Regions from separate parts of the Mus musculus genome. Here region 1 is linked to region 2. Evidence: chromatin contacts called from ENCODE Hi-C data. All regions are on one chromosome and are shown on one strand. The core of a region is the stretch at or near the end of the contact, and the rest is flanking DNA. Distances in the headings are between cores, read along the strand shown.

Region 1 (2,923 bases), core at 202-2,701, 35 kb before region 2:
CTCTCGAAGAGTGTTAACACAGGCTTGAGTCCTCCAGTTTCTTGGAAGTCTATGGAACAAGAGGGTAACCAATCATGATCACAGCCTTTTTGTGAATAAGAATGTTCTAATACATGGTTTTGGCCAGCACCTTGTTCATGTAAGACAGTTAACTCCGAAAATGAGAGCTTTGAATACCCCCAATGGATTTCGGAAGATTATACTGACCATAAGATTAGGATACTTCCACGATCATCTTTATTGTCAATCATTTCTCCAGTTTTGAAATATTTCCTATACTTATTTATTTGCAGGTGTATATGTTTATGTGAATGTATCTCACACGTTTGCAAATGCATGGAGACCAGAAGGGGACTCTGGATTCCCTGGAGCTGGGGTTACAGATGGTGCGGAGAACTGAACTCATGTCCTCCAGAAGGGCAGCAAGCACTCTTTACCACTGAGCCATCGCTTCAGCCCCTTTACTTTCAATCTTTCTCGGGATGGAAGGCATTGCAGGGAGGAACCGCTGGCTCGAACTTACCTGTACGTTATAATCCCCTTCACAGTGCCCCTCAGCCCACACTGGTGCAGTTAAGCCTTTGCCAAGGAGACTCAAACATTTGTCATACAAAACCATATCTGATGATCAGTGAGATGCCGTGTAGTCAAACTGCCTGCCTTCCAATCACGGCCTCCATGAGGCTTAAATAAAAGTGAATGAAAACCACTTAAAAGAAGGCAGGCACGAGCGAATTCTATAACTGCTACTAACTAACAAGTTTTGTTGTTGTTGTTTTGTTTGTTTTTGAGACGGGGTCTCCCTTTGTGCCTCTAACTGGCCTGGAACTCACTATGTAGACCACCATGCGAGAAAGCTAACAGCTTTCAAAATATCCCTTCCACACAAACCCACTTCACAAGTATTCTTTTGTTTGTTTTGGTTTGGGGGTTTGTTTTTTTAGGCACTGTAGCCTAGGCTGGCCTCCAACTAACCACCAACAGCTGTTCTCCTGTTTCTGCCGCCTGAGTCCCGGCATCACAACTATCACACCCAATTCTTTGACGTCTACGTAGCTACCTTCTCACAAGAAGGAAAAAACACAGCAGAGAGGAATGCACATCTGCCCCTTGAAGTTATCTTCTTTCTTGTGTCTCTGTCTTCAGAATCTTACTATACAGAGACTAGGAGCCATGTCTTGTTCCTGTCTAGCCCTGGTACCCACCTCCCAGCGAAGCTGACTGGCAGTCCGTTTGGGCACCATCCCTGAGAGACTAGCTGTCACTTACAGGAGGACACGGAGAGACCCACTCATCACACCCCGCCCCCACACCCGCTGACATGTCTCAATCTTTAATCCTGGAATCTTCCACCCGTGACGTGATTATCCCAGGTCTGCGCACGGCGCATGCGGACGACTGCGTCGTGCGTCCGCCAGGGGGTGGCAGTGTGCGCCCTGCGTCAGAGCGCATGCCCCGCTCCGTGACCGTGACCGTGGCCGTGACTGAGGGCTGCGCGGAGGCAGCGGAGCAGCGGGAGCAATGGGGGAGGAGGCGACGGCGGTGGCAGCGGCTGGGGTGCGGCCCGAGCTGGTGCGGGAGGCGGAGGTCAGCCTGCTGGAGTGCAAGGTGTGCTTCGAGAGGTTCGGCCACTGGCAGCAGCGGCGCCCGCGCAACCTGCCCTGCGGCCACGTGGTCTGCTTGGCCTGTGTCGCCGCTCTCGCGCACCCGCGGACGCTGGGCCTCGAGTGTCCCTTCTGCCGGCGGGCCTGCCGAGCCTGTGACACCAGCGATTGCCTGCCGGTGCTGCACCTCCTGGAGCTCCTGGGCTCCACCCTCCACGCGTCCCCGGCTGCCCTCAGCGCCGCCCCCTTCGCGCCGGGGACTCTCACCTGCTACCACGCCTTCGGCGGGTGGGGGACCCTAGTGAACCCCACAGGGCTTGCACTGTGCCCCAAGACCGGACGGGTAGTGGTCGTGCACGACGGGAAGAGACGGGTCAAGATCTTTGACTCCGGAGGAGGAGGTGCACACCAGTTTGGAGAAAAGGGGGACGCAGCGCACGACGTGAAGTACCCACTGGATGTCGCCGTCACCAACGACTGCCATGTGGTTGTCACCGACGCTGGCGACTGCTCCCTCAAAGTGTTTGATTTCTTTGGCCAGATCAAGCTGGTTGTGGGAAAGCAGTTTTCCCTGCCTTGGGGTGTGGAGATCACCCCTCACAATGGGGTCCTGGTGACTGATGCAGAGGCAGGGACTTTGCACCTGCTGGAAGCGGATTTCCCTGAAGGGGTCCTTCGGAGGATTGAGAGGTTGCAAGCTCACCTATGCAGTCCCCGTGGGTTGGCAGTGTCATGGCTCACGGGGGCCATCGCGGTCCTAGAGCATCCTTGTGCCTTTGGGAGGACTGGCTGTAACAACACAAGGGTGAAGGTGTTCAACTCCACTATGCAGCTGATTGGCCAGGTGGATAGCTTCGGGCTGAACCTCCTCTTCCCCTCCAAAGTAACTGCCTCTGCTGTGACCTTCGATCACCAAGGAAACGTGATTGTTGCTGACACCTCTGGTCCAGCCATCGTCTGCTTGGGGAAACCCGAAGAATTCCCAGCCCTGAAGCCTATAATCACTCACGGCCTCTCCCGTCCTGTGGCACTGGCCTTCACCAAGGAGAATTCTCTTCTTGTGCTGGATACTGCATCCCATTCTATAAAAGTCTTTAAAGTGATGGAGGGCAACGGAGGGTGATGGGGATCCTGAAGCCAGGAGTCAGAAATCTTGGTGTCATTGGGAGTGAATTGGTCTCACCCATCCATCCAGACAGAAGTAATGGTAACTGAATGGCAAAAGCAGTTACTAAGGCAGTTTTAAAAGACTAATAATTAAATTTGTCATTCGGTGAATGCCTGTTCCCGTGTTAAGAAATTTGCAGATCTTAGCCTGT
Region 2 (2,742 bases), core at 110-2,609:
GTAGCAATGTTAAGGTGTGTGAGAAGCTCATTGTTGCATTTCGTATTTGTTTTTAAGTCAGTAAATGGCTATGGAAGGGACTTCACATGAGATGCCTGCCCTGTCCATCAAGGTCTCTGAAGGTCAAGCTTTCTCGAAGTAACCTTTTCTCAAAGAACCCATGCTTGCTGACAGAACAGCTGGGCTAACAGCACAGAGATCTTTGGTGTCGATCTCTGCCGCTCACGTGGGGATACCCCACAGGGGTTCAAATCACACACAGCCCTTTCTCACTCAGAAGTGCTGTGGATCTGTGTGCTGGATGTGCCAGTGTCAGAAGAAGGAAGAGAAAGAGGCAGCGGTGGAGGGAGGAGGAGGGAGGAGGAGGAGGAGCAGGAGGAGGAAGAGGAAGAGGATGATAAAAATGAGGAGGAGGAGGAAGAAGAGGAGGCTCAGAGGAGGAGGAGAAGGGGAGGAGGAGGAGAAAAAAATGAGTCTTTCACAGTTAACTGTCATGTACTTTCCCACAGGCCCAAGAAACAGTACCATGAGCAAGCAAAAGGCCACAAATTACTGTATGAGGCATCTCTAGCAACGTGTGGCTCCTGGAGAAATCCTATCATGACAGACCTCAATCTCTGTTGCTTTTGAGTTAAGCAGTCAGTGCCCGCCAATTCCCTGTGCCATTTCTCCCTCCAGCCAAGTCAGTCGGCTCACCCAGCCCATTTCCACTGAATTCTCCAACACAGCCTTTCTAGAGCAAGCCATGACACACGAGAGTTCAAACCAGTAAAAGGAAAGACTAAAACCCCTCCTTCCCTAATGCATGCCTTTTAAACAATTATTTTACATCTTATATTGACTTATTCATTTGTGTGAGTGTGTGCCCATGTGTGCAGCATGAGGGAGTCGGTTCTCTTCTTCTACCATGTGGGTCTGGGTGATTAACTTGGGTTCTCACTCAGACTTGGCTGTAAGCACCTTCATCCGCTAAGCACCCCTCCCAGACCAGTCCTTCCCCCCAACTCCCTTCCCATTTGTGTCAGGGAGGCTGAGCATGAAGCTGGTGTCTTTGCTAATCTCTGTGACCGGCTGTAACCATAAGACAAGAACTCAGGAGAAGGCCTTGCTTTCCCTCGTCCCCTTGAAAGCAGAAGTGGCATCCAGGTCCTCACAGGAGTGACAGCCGGCTTGGCCGGAATTTTGGCTTTGGCTTCTGTAAGGATTCATACTTACAGAACACCCCAGTTTTATAGTTTGGCCGTTAAGATCCAAGTCTCCAGTTGATTAGATAAGGAATTCCAAGCGAGGCGGTTCAGGGTGGAGGAGGAAGTTGATACATTACAGCCCGTCCTGTTCCTATTTGGTGAAGCCCCTCCACCCTCTCAACTTGCCTTTACAGACTTTCCCTCGCCAAGCATGTCCTTGGCAGGCACCGAGTCTTCTTTGAAAGTTTTCTGTGTCGAATAAGAGGCCTTTGATTTTTTTTTGGGGGGGGGGGGAGGGAGGTTCCTTTTTTAACTTGCTGTGGTTAAGAGCCCTGGGGCCCCTAGTTACTATTTCTATGGCATTCGGATTACACACACAAGCAAACAGTTGAGTTCATCATAACCTTTTAATAACCACTTCCATCTGCATTTCTCTTTAGAGTGTCGATGATGTTTGCACACATAAGTGTTCATGGGGCCCACATATTCACAAATACTGTGATTGATAAAGCAGAAGTTAGTCCTGTTTTATAGAGGAGTTAAGCCTTAGAGGGATCAAATGGCTGGCCCTAGGCCACTCAGGCACACAGGACTCGAGCCCAGACCTTTTGACTTTTAATCTGTACCAAGGAGGATTCTGCTTTGTATGGGTGATTATGGAATTATGAAAAACGAGTGGAAAAGAAGGTCAGTAGATTATTCCAGTGTCTAGTGCTTGCAAAAGATTTGAGAAGTATGGGAGAAAATAAAATCAATCAAATGAAAGTCACTAAGTGTGTGACATTCAAGACTCAGGAAATAATCTTACAGAAACTGTGGGGAAAGAATATGATAGACTGCTGAAGTTCATTTATCTAATCTTTGACAGTAATCTCCAGGAAGAGCTAAATGAGAAATGAATGAATATGTGGATGGAGTTACCAAGAACTCTACATAAGTTTTTAGAATGAGAGCCTGGGTCATTTAACTGGAGTCCCTACAGCAGTGGCTCCCAACCTGGGGGTCATGAGCCCTTTGGAGGTCAAATGACCTTTCACAGGGGTCGCCTAAGACCATCAGAAAACACAGACATTTACATTATGATTCATGACAGTAGCAAAATTACAGTTATGATATAGCAACAAAAAATGTGATTTTTATGGTTGGGGGGGTCACCACTGCATGAGGTCACCACATGCATTAAAGGGTCACAGCAGTAGGAAGGTTGAGAACCACTGGTCTACAGGGAGAGAGTATAGAGGTGGTAAAAGATTGTCTCCCTGTAAGGAGCAGAGCTCAGGCCTCTAATCCCAGCATTCTGGAGGCTGAAGCAGGAGGATCACAAGTTCAGAGCTAGCCTGGGCTACAAAATAAGACCCTGCGTCAAAAAAAACCTACCCCTCCCCAAAACACCCCACAAATTAAGGGAAGAGAGACACATATGTGTATGGAAAGAAAGTCTGGGTTTACAGTGGCTCCCAGGGCCCTTGCCTCAGAATCACATGTTTGGTAACAGAGCCAACATTGTCCAAGCAGCCTCGGCTTAGAGATTAACACTTGCCTGTATCTTGATGTT

What was found. Hi-C counts contacts between places; a loop is a spot of excess contacts on that map.
Region 1: a map of heart shows a loop between it and region 2 (2.4-fold over the local background). The contact joins the promoter of Nhlrc1 here to the enhancer-like site in region 2. A Hi-C loop is called at or near these places in 5 of 37 maps with a recorded cell type or tissue (heart and left cerebral cortex).

What each region holds. Positions count from the first base shown.
Region 1 is chr13:47,013,378-47,016,300 of GRCm38, reverse strand. It overlaps Nhlrc1 (NHL repeat containing 1), which reads left to right and starts at 1,451. Exons shown (of 1, transcript NM_175340.4): 1 at 1,451-2,923. The coding sequence starts at 1,522. The coding sequence ends at 2,727.
Region 2 is chr13:46,978,593-46,981,334 of GRCm38, reverse strand. No RefSeq gene overlaps it. Among named protein-coding and RNA genes, the nearest start is that of Gm52038, 11 kb to the left of the region's middle. Within about 2 kb of position 1,359, at least 2 of the 3 ENCODE cell types and tissues checked have a DNase peak (open chromatin) inside an H3K27ac peak, as active enhancers do; they include heart, where a contact is called at or near this core.